Linked DNA regions of Homo sapiens: region 1 is linked to region 2. A link is a contact called in ENCODE Hi-C or POLR2A ChIA-PET data. All regions are on one chromosome and are shown on one strand. Each heading gives the region's core, a stretch centred on a gene start or an enhancer-like site at or near the end of the contact. The rest is flanking DNA. Distances are from core to core; before and after follow the strand shown.

Region 1 (5,621 bases), core at 261-2,760, 170 kb before region 2:
TGCATTGCCTGTGATAGCTGGTAAATGCCATGGGTGTGGAGAAGCTCATCATGCACATATTGGTCAAGATGGATGGGTGTTGAAAATGTTGGGTACTGGCCGGGCGCGGTGGCTCACGCCTGTAATCCCAGCACTTTGAGAGGCCGAGGCGGGCGGATCACCAGGTCAGGAGATCGAGACCATCCTGGCTAACACATTGAAACCCCGTCTCTACTAAAAATACAAAAAATTAGCTGGGCGTGGTGGTGGGCGCCTGTAGTCCCAGCTACTCGGGAGGCTGAGGCAGGAGAATGGCATGAACCCGGGAGGCGGAGCTTGCAGTGAGCCGAGATGGTGCCACTGCACTCCAGCCTGGGCAACCCAGCAAGACTCCGTCTCAAAAAAAAAAAAAAAAGAAAAAAAAGAAAATGTTGGGTACTCAGAAGTTAATGTGAATTCAGTATAGGCTGGGGGCACAGGATAACAATAGTAGCTAATATAGTACTTACCTGGTGTTTTACTGTGTACTGGACACCATTTGAAGCACCTTACACATATAAGTTCATTCAGTCCTCATTATTATTATCCACATTTTTAAAACTAGGAAACCAAGGCCCAGAGAAATTAAGTAACTTGCTCAAAGTGTCACAACTAGTAAGAGGTGGAAGCTAGGATCTGAACTCAAGCCAGCTGGCTCTAGACTGTGTTATCACCCTCCATAACAGAACCTGGGCTGCAGGTCCAGGAGAGGAGGGTGAGGAGGCAGCTGTGTGTGGGTGTGGCACCATGAGGGGAATGTGGGTTGTGAGTACCATGTCCTGTTTACCAGTGGGAGAAGTCAGACCCCTGAGTCAGAACTTATGCTGGGGAGCTTTGCTGGGGCCATCACGATGTGTGGGTGTCCAGGCCTCCGGAAGGAAAGGATTCCCAGCATTCCTAAAGCCATGGTCCTGGCATCTAGGTCCCTCCTTAGGCTGAGATACCAGCTGAGAGTTAAGCAGTTTGGGGAGAATGAAGTTTAGGAAGCCAGCCTTACAAACAACACAGAGAGGTCATCTATAATGAGAATTGAGGGCAAAATCGATTCAAAGGCCCAGGGACCACTAAAGGTTGGGCAGAACGGGCCGTGTTTGGAAACTGGGTGGGATTGTGAAACTAACTGCGAGCAACTGAATAGGCGGAGGGGGCTTTAGAGACTTGTGCCAGTGACTGAGGGCTCAGGCGCAGAGAGAGACCCGGGGCTTTGTACATGGTAGAATTAAGGAGCGCTGGCGTTGCGTTGGGGGAAGAAGGAAAGCCCCACCCCGCTCCCCCGGGAGTAGGGAGGAATGGGTGCTTTGGCCCCCAGGGCTCCGGTCCTGGCATGGCCTGGGCCGCCTCCCCGACTCCATCATTGCTGTCATTCCCGGCCTCAAGCCTCCACCGCCCCCACACGTGCCGCCACAGGGAGCGGCCCGATCAAGGCGTGACGCTCCGAAGGGTGGGGCCTCACTTATTCCCCTATTTAAAGGGGAAAGAGGCCGCGGCGCCGGCCCCAGGACCCGACCCGGCCCCAGGAGAGTGTGCTCGTTCTGTTCACGGAGCTGGCCGCGTTAGCGACGTCCTCGAGTCCGCGGCGGGCACGATGCAGCTCTTGGTGAGGGTACCCTCTCTTCCGGAGCGGGGCGAGCTGGACTGCAACATCTGCTACCGTCCTTTCAACCTCGGGTGCCGCGCGCCCCGCCGCCTGCCCGGAACGGCGCGCGCCCGCTGCGGCCACACGATCTGCACCGCCTGCCTCCGCGAGCTGGCGGCGCGCGGGGACGGCGGCGGGGCGGCCGCGCGCGTGGTGCGCCTGCGCCGCGTGGTCACGTGCCCCTTCTGCCGCGCGCCCTCGCAGCTCCCTCGCGGCGGCCTCACGGAGATGGCTCTTGACTCGGACTTGTGGTCGCGATTGGAGGAAAAAGCGCGGGCCAAGTGCGAACGAGATGAGGCTGGGAACCCGGCCAAGGAAAGCAGCGACGCTGACGGAGAGGCGGAGGAAGAAGGGGAGAGCGAGAAGGGGGCGGGGCCTAGGAGTGCTGGGTGGCGCGCGCTCCGGCGGCTCTGGGACAGGGTCCTGGGGCCTGCGCGGCGCTGGCGGCGTCCGCTGCCTAGCAACGGTGAGGGGCTGCCCGGGGAGGATGCAGGGGAGAGAGCGCCGAGGAATACCGAGGTTCGTTGGCATGCTCCTGCTGCCACTAACCCTTCTTCTTTCCCCCAGTGCTCTACTGTGCGGAGATCAAGGACATTGGCCACCTGACCCGTTGCACGTTGTAACCGAGGAACTCGGAAGCTACAGCCGAAGGAAGGTGGGAGCTGCAGCCTCGCGGGGGCTGATGTCAAGACTACTCTCTCTCAGATCCCAGGATTGGCATGTGATGAGAGAGATGAGCCGAAGGCAGGAGGGAACGCCCTGGGAGGTGTTGATGCTGAGTTGGGGAGGCTCCTAGACGAACTCGCCCCCATCTACTGACTGTGCCAGTCTTACATTTTCAGGATGGAGTGGCCAAGGGATGATATAAACAAAGCCTACGTTACCGTGGGAAGAAGACAGACTGTTTTCTTAGCTGGGACGTTGGCTTTTGTCCAGGGTGGCTCTGGTGTGTGGGAGCAACAGGTCCCATTTTAGCAATTCTTTGTCAATGGTTTGAATTTTTTTTTTTTTTAAGATGGAACGGGAGAGAAGAGGCTAATTTTCGCGTCATGTTAATCTCACTTCTCTGGCATGTAAGGGTGCTGGTATGCCTGCTGTCTCCCCACTCCCAGTTCTGTGTTCCAGAAATTGAGATGGCTCCCTGCCTGTGACTATGATTAGGAGCCTTGCTTCATTTCAGAATCTCCCTTCAACCTGCTAGGGCAGGTATCAGAAATTCCAAAGGGCATTTATGTGAGGCACCTAATTAGAGCCTATCAAAGTAGGAAGGGAGAGCCATTTGAAAGGCATCATATTTCAAACTTTTGCTATTATCTGTGTTATCTTTACAGTCACGGGAACACACTAGCGCTACTGAAAAGATACTTATACAATTTTAAGTGTCTTTAAAATTTGTGTCCCATAATGGGACATCACCTGTTGTATATATGCCATGTATTCTATTTTAGAATCCTGTATCTTATGACCATAAAGTCATAGTCAAGGACCAGCAGTGTTGGTGTACTGTCAACGGAAGTGCACAGTCTCACTCTAGGATCCCACTCCAGACTTCCTGAATCAGACTCTGGCAGGGTTTTTTGTTTTTTTGTTTTTGTTTTGAGCCAGAGTCTCACTGTGTCGCCCAGGCTGGAGTGCAGTGGCGTGATCTCGGCTCACTGCAGCCTCCGCCTCCCAGGTTCAAGCGATTCTCCTGCCTCATCCTCCGGAGTAGCTGGGATTACAGGCGCCTGCCACCACACCTGGCTAATTTTTGTATTTTTAGTAGAGATGGGGTTTCGCCATGTTTGTCAGGCTGGTCTCAAAACTCCTGACCTCAGGTGATGGCGCCCACCTTGGCCTCCCAAAGTGCTGGGATTATAGGAGTGAGCCACCGCGCCGGGCCAGACTCTGGCATTTTAACAATCCCAGGTGATGTGTGTGCATGTGAAAATTTAAGTACCATTGGTCTAGATCCTACACTCTTTAGGATATCACCATCTGTAGGTAGAATATTTAAAGCATAATAGGTATGACTGATAGATTATTTTATCCAAAGTTCTTTTTTTTTTTTTTTGAGATGGAGTCTTGCTCTGTTGCCCAGACTGGAGTGCAGTGGCGTGATCTCGGCTCACTGCAAGCTCTGCCTCCTGGGTTCACGCCATTCTCCTGCCTCAGCCTCCCAAGTAGCTGGGGCTACAGGCACCCACCACCACGCCTGGCTAATTTTTTTGTATTTTTAGTAGAGATGGGGTTTCACCGTGTTAGCCAGGATGGTCTCGATCTCCTGACCTCATGATCCGCCTGCCTCGGCCTCCCAAAGTGCTAGGATTACAGGCGTGAGCCACCACGCCCGGCCCCAAAGTTCTAAAGTAACATTCTATTGCTAAAGAAATCCTAACCTACTATGTAACATTTTTCTCTTAGTTAAAAATGTGAACTTATTATTAACCTCAATTTTTTAGAGGCCTCCAATCTTTTTAAAATATAAATATTTTTGATTGACAAATCATAATTATACACTTATGGGGGTATAAACCTCAATTTTTGTAACCCTATTTTGGCATTTTCCTGTCCTTACATCTCAGCTTAAATGCTCCCTCTTTTGGGAGGCCTTTTTCTGCCTTCAACATAGTAGAGCCTTTTCCCCCACCCCTCTGTAACATAATGCCCTGTTTTATTTTTACTGCTTTTATTTTCATGCTTTGTGGGTGTCCCCACTGGAGTGTAAGCCCTATGGGAGCAAGGGCTGACCTGTGACTGTTTTATCTCCAGGGCCAACAGCAGTGTTACTGTATAGTATGTACTCAATAAATATTTGTTGGCTTTATCTCTTATTTTTTAATATAATAGCCTTGTGAACTAAGTGTCTGGCCTCTCTCAATCTCTCAGAGGCTCTGTTTAGTGAACAATAAACATCAAGGAAGTGCCTAGCAGTTCAAATCTTTGGTAAGCTAGACAGATCTGACCCTCAACGCCTTAAAAAAAAAAAAAAAAAAAGTGTGCCTTTGCTTCATACTGGAGCTGAACCTGTGGAGCTGTAGTGACCTCTACTGACTCTTAGGGGAACTAAGCAACTTGAAGGTGGAAAGGATGATCAAAAGGATGGCTGGAAGGCAGTTTTGAATCTTGATAGGCGCTCCTCCCACTACATTTCTGTCCAGTAAGTCCCACTCTCTCTGAAGTCAACCTGAGGCTACGTAGGTATCTGCTGCTCACCCTCCTTCTCTACAGAGGCCATGACATAGCTGGGGCTGGAAGAACCTCAGTTTTAGTGAATAATCTAAGAGATAAAAATGAGGAAAAGGAAAAAGTTGTAGGATTTTTTTAAAAAGAAAAGGCAGAAAGCAACAACCTTTCTTATCCCTCCCCCCAAAAACTCCCCCCCCCCATAAAAAATAACAGAGCACACAGAAAGGAAAGTATAATTTATATGTACAACCAATAAACCTGATACAGAAGAGGGGATCAGGACAGACCAGGAGTGGGTGTGAAGAGAGACTGGGAAAGGGGCAGCAAGAAAGTGAAGGGGCAGCAAAGAGGAAGTGGGGGGTTCGCCATGCAAACTGCCACTCTCCCCGGCCCCTCCTGGGAGGGGGGATGTGCCCACATTTCCCTAGCCTGCCCTCCACTATTTTGCTCTGGTCCCAACGACAAGGTAGCTCCCAAGACCCTGACTAGGTCCCCTGCCTGACTTATACAAATTTAGTCTGTATCCAGGCCTTGAGGAGGGAGGGTAGTAGAAGTCTTCCAGGAACCTGAGCCCCAGAGCTGGGCTTCCACCACATCTGGCCCATTGTATTCTCTCCCACCCTTCTAGGTTACCTGGGTCCCTAGAACAGGTTGGGGAGCTCCTCTTTGGCTTGAGGGAGTATCACCCAACCATTACTCTTTTTGTAGGGGTGGTCCTTGGTCCCTAGGGAGGGGGGAACATTCCCAACACAAGATGCCGGTACACAGGAGGTAACTGAGCCAGTGAACGGCACCTTTA
Region 2 (5,077 bases), core at 1,321-3,820:
CCAGCCTGGGTAACACAGTGAGACCTTGTCTCAAAAAAATAAATAAATAAAAATCTGTCTGGGGGATGACTTTTTAAAAATACTTCATAATTTATCTCCAAACAAGTGGTCAGGCAGTAGAGGTAGAAAGGAAAGCCAGAGGAATTGAGTGGTTAGAGCCCAGAGCGGGCTGACCCGGGGGGAAAAGGCACTCTGTGACCGGGGAAAAAAGAGAGAGAAGCTCTGGGAACAAAAAACAGACCTCAGTATCTCGTCTCCTCCTCTCAGGAAATTCTACTCTGCTCCACACAGGGTGATAATACAGCTCCTTCAGCCAGGGTGTGGATGACATCTGGAATATGTTTGTGTTAAGTGCAATCTGTGAAGCTGTTCTGTCCGTAAAACGTGATAAAAGCCAATTTGGACTTCAGAGTTCAAATATTTGGGATATAGGTGGGATACCAAAACCCCTTGTGGGATTAAATCAGTGCTATTAGGGACTGGAAGGCTCCAGGACTAAGAGAGCCAGGTAATTCCGAGGAACATCAGAACATTTGGACAGTCTGCTTATTTCAAGATCTTAACTGGAGCTTGAACACAAAGAGCAAATCTGATAAAGTTATCTTCACTTCCTTGAAGTGTTAATAAGTTTTGGAAGCTGTAACTGACTTGGATTTCTTTACTGGTGATGAGCCCAGACTTTCAAAATCCTTCACTGTGATCGTGTTCTTTCCCTTCCATTATTTACTGGATTGAGGCAGTTTTATCTTAAAACCACAAAAATGTAAAGTATCCTATAACATCTCTCTGGAAAACAATCCCCAAAGGACAGAAACAGGCACCTCTTCTATCTGGAAGACGTGTTTCGCCATTATTTGGATTTCAGATAAACCCAAGCCATAAATATTTGGCCCAAAGTTGCCTTGATAAGCTCTACTATCAAGATTATGCAGAAGGTATTCCAGACAAGAGATGATAATAGCAGACAGAGAAGTTGTCTCCTGGTTTATCCTAACTAGAGGGACACTGTGTTCAAATTTCAGTAAACACAGTGCTGCAGAGGGAAGGGAACAAAGTGCGGGAATCACAGTTGAAATCCACCAGCACGGAATAGTCAAGAACCTTACAGAAACTGTACAATTTATAAGTCCATCAATAGTAGACTGGTTCATTAAATTACAGTACAGCCATACTATGATTTCATACTGCAAGCCAGGAAAAAGAATTAAGTAATTCTATACATACAGAATGAAAGATCCCCCACACAGATTGTTAACCTTAAAAAAAAAGCAAGGTGTGACGGGGTGCAGTGGCTCCCAGCACTTTGGGAGGCCAAGGTGGGAGGATCACTTGAGGCCAGAAGTTCCAGACCAGTCTGGGCAACATAGCAAGACCCTGTCTCCACATTCAAAAAAAAAGGCAAGTTGCAAAAATGCCATTCATGATGTGATTCTATTTCATATATGCAGGATATATTTTTGATTACATGATAATCATGGTTACCTCTAGGGATTGGGGATATGTGCTGAATTTTCACTTTTTCCCTTACAAGCTTCTTTTTTTTTTTTTTTTTAATTTTGAGATAAAGTTTCACTCTTGTTGCCCAGGCTGGAGTGCAATGGCGCATTCTCGGCTCACTGCAACCTCCGCCTCCCGAGTTCAAGTGATTCTCCTGCCTCAGCCTCCCAAGTAGCTGGGATTACAGGCGCACGCCACCATGCCTGGCTAATTTTTGTATTTTTAGTAGAGACGGGGTTTCACCATGTTGGCCAGGCTGGTCTTGAACTCCTGACCTCAGGTGATCTGCCCACCTTGGCCTCCCAAAGTGCTAGGATTACAGGCATGAGCCACCATGCCAGCCATTTCTTTACATACTTCTGCATTAATCTTTTGTTTTTCTTAACAGTGAGCATGTAGTGTTTTTGTCATTTTAAAATACCCAGTAAAGATTTAAAAGATTAAAGGAAAACAACCAAATGAAATGGAGGGTGGGGAGGAAGTGATAAAAATATACCAAATCATTAAAAGTGGTTATTCTTAGGAGTATTTTTTTCTTCATTCTACTTTTCTGCATTTTGCAAATGTTCTAAAATGATCAATAATTTTATAATGGAAAAATTAATCATTTTGAAAGCACTTGGAATATATAGAACAATATGTATAGTACACTACTATTTATGCAAAAAAGGATACTTAAGTAGACATATATGTCTATTCCTGGAATATTATACAAGAATCTGAAACACTGACTGTCTTCAGAGTGAAACTGGGTCCCCTAGGGGACAGCAGAGGAGCAGGCTTTTCATTCTCTATCCTTTTGTAGAATGACTTTTGAATTTTACACTGTATGCCTATATTAGCCCTTTGTAAAGGTTAAAATGTTTTAAAAACTAAAACTGTTACATCACTCTGCTACATTTGTTTTGAAAATACTATCTTCATCAAGTTTTATGAGGCAATTGTTTTGAAGGGGGCAAGAATGCTTCTTGGTTGTTCATTCTTTGTGAGGACCTTTGCGTGAGTCATCAGCTGCCCGATAATGCCAGGAAAGGGTTTTTTAAGTAGATGAGGAAACTCAGGCTCAGAGAAATTCAATGGCCCGCCTGAGGTCACGTGGCAAAATGCTCCAGGGTTTGAACTTGAGACTGTTTAGCACTGAAGTTGATGCTGTATCTACTCTCGCTGGCTGACCCCTGGCGAGTAGAAGGAGGTAGCCACCAACCAGTGCTCACATATGGCATTTCTTTTTTCTTTTCTTTTTTTTTTTTTTTTTGTTTGAGACAGGGTCTGGCTTTGTCGCCCAGGCTAGAGTGCAGTGGCACGATCACAGCTCATTGCAGCCTCAATATCCTGGGCTCAAGCAATCCTTCCACCTCAGCCTCCTGAGTAGCTGGGACTACAGGCATGCACCACTATGCCCGGCTAATTTTTGTTTATGCCCCCACTGATCTTGGACTCCTGGGCTCAAGCGATCCTCCCGCCTTGGCCTTCCAAAGTGTTGGGATTCTAGGCATGAGCCACTGCGCCAGCCACATATGGCATTTTTTTTAAATTTAACTTTTATTTCAAGTTCAGGGGTACATGTGCAGGTTTGTTATATAGGTAAAATTGTGTCATGAGAGTGTTGTACAGATGATTTTGTCACCCAGGTATTAAGCCTAGTACCTATTAGTTAGTTTTCCTGATCCTCTCCTACCTCCTACACACACACAGCATTTCTTTACCTCTTGTCTCAACTTTTGTTTTCTCTCATATTTGAAATGTAAATACTTGGCCAGACACAGTGGCTCATGCCTGTAATCCCAGCACTTTGGGAGGCCGAGGTGGCCAGATCACCTGAGGTCAGGATTTTAAGACCAGCTTGGCCAACATGGCAAAACACCATCTCTAATAAAAACACAAAAATTAGCCGGGCGTGGTGGCGGGCGCCTGTAATCCCAGATACTCGGGAGGCTGAGGCAGGAGAATTGCTTGAACTCAGGAGGCGGAGGTTGCAGTGAGCCAAGATTGCGCCACTGCACTCCAACCTGGGCGACAGAGTGAGACTCTGTCTCAAGAAAAAAAAAAAAAGAAATGTAAAGATTGATCATTAGTGTTTAAGGAAATCCTGTTATTTGAATACAATCCCTTATTTCACAGAAAAAGGACAGCTGGTGAACTGTGTGCCCTCATATCCATAAACACCAAGGGCATCTGTGCGGCTCCCCTGACACAATAACTTTGGGGGTACCCAGCTCGATGGGAGAATGTGTCTTGCAGGTTCAACCCCATTATGCGCTTGCAAATGGCGTAACTAGGCTAACTCTGGCCTAGTTTCTCAGTCTTCAGAATCTTATCGTTGATTTATGAGGCAATGTTTACGTGGCTGTGCTTGGCCATAACTCACAAAACCAGGAAGCTCAGCAAAGCCAATCTCCAACAACTCTCACTACTCGAAGCCTTTTCTCAAACCTCTCGACCTAGCCATGTGCACACTCTGCTCCTCAACGGCTTCCTCATCCCTGCAGCTCCCAACATCCCTGTCCTCCTCACTGATGCCTCTGCCTCACCCCTCTCACCTGACACTCCGCTCTGCTTCTCCATCCTGGTTCTTTTGCTTCCTTTCTCAGCCAGAATGTGCCCTCTTCCCCTGGTTGGGCCACCTTTTGCTGCCCAGGACAAACACTCACAGTCTCATCTGTCCCTGGGACTCCGTCTCCACACAGCACTTCTCTGGCAAAGCCCCTCCTACATTTGGCCCCACAAGCATTTTTTTTTTTTTTTTTTTTTTTTTGAGACGGAGACTCACTCTGTCGCCCAGGCTGGAGTGCAATGGCGTGATCTCGGCTCACTGCAACCTCCGCCTCCCGGGTTCAAGCGATTTTCCTGCCTCAGCCTCCCAAGTAGCTAGGATTATAGGCACCTGCCACAATGCCCAGCTAATTTTTGTATTTTTAGTAGAGACAGGGTTTCGCCATGCTGGCCAGGCTCAAGCATGGACATTTTATGAGTGGAATCCAACACTAGTAGCCACAGCCTCAAAGCATCTTATGTGGACAGGAAGCCCCACTCCAAGAGTAGAGCTGTTGACTTAGAAAGCAGCAGCCTAACCTCCCTGAGGGCAGGGACTTGGCCGTTGTGTACATTCCCTGCCTGTTCCTATTTCAGTTCCTGACACATGGAAGGTGCTCACTATATATTTTTAATAAATTAGTTAATTGATTAATTACATTTTAAATAATTATAGTATGACAGTTTCATAACAATGAAGCTGTAGAAGAAGGCATGGTCTGACAGCCCCACCAACAGTCAGGAAAGGGACAGGGTTTGGGTGACTTAGCTGAGCCATTATGGCCATCTAGTGGCAGAACAGCGACATCACTGGTTTAGTCAGATAGTGGAGTGGTTTTTGATTTTTGTTTTTGAGGCAGGGTCACTCTGTCGCCCAGGCTGGAGTGTAGTGGTGTGATCTCAGCTCACTGCAGCCTCTGCCTCCCGGGCTCAGGCGATCCTCCCACCTCACCCTCCCAAGTAGCTGAGACTACAGGCTTGTGCCACCACGCCCAGCTAATCTTTGTATTTTTTGCAGAGACTGGGTTTTGCCATGTTGCCCAGGCTG

What was found. A loop is a pair of places that touch in the nucleus more often than their neighbours do. ChIA-PET counts read pairs that join two places held with the same protein, here RNA polymerase II (POLR2A). Pooled maps may share reads with other maps.
Region 1: a loop to region 2 is called in a map of PC-9, with 16 times the contacts of the local background. The contact joins the promoter of RNF227 here to the enhancer-like site in region 2. A Hi-C loop is called at or near these places in 12 of 168 maps with a recorded cell type or tissue (CD4-positive, alpha-beta T cell, CD4-positive, alpha-beta memory T cell, CD8-positive, alpha-beta T cell and 8 more), 6 of 37 single-sample maps with no recorded cell type and 16 of 50 pooled maps. POLR2A ChIA-PET finds 5 or more read pairs at or near these places in 1 of 52 experiments (AG04450).

Annotation. Positions count from the first base shown.
Region 1 is chr17:7,912,178-7,917,798 of GRCh38, reverse strand. RNF227 (ring finger protein 227) reads left to right here and starts at 1,510. Exons shown (of 2, transcript NM_001358699.2): 1 at 1,510-2,120; 2 at 2,222-4,460. The coding sequence starts at 1,604. The coding sequence ends at 2,277. CHD3 (chromodomain helicase DNA binding protein 3) reads right to left here. Exons shown (of 40, transcript NM_001005273.3): 40 at 5,044-5,621. RefSeq lists a silencer at 1,571-1,880 and an enhancer at 1,859-2,792.
Region 2 is chr17:7,743,469-7,748,545 of GRCh38, reverse strand. The region is part of intron 12 of DNAH2 (dynein axonemal heavy chain 2); the gene reads right to left. Among named protein-coding and RNA genes, the nearest start is that of DNAH2, 28 kb to the right of the region's middle. Within about 2 kb of position 2,570, at least 4 of the 41 ENCODE cell types and tissues checked have a DNase peak (open chromatin) inside an H3K27ac peak, as active enhancers do; they include HCT116, PC-9 and mammary epithelial cell, where a contact is called at or near this core.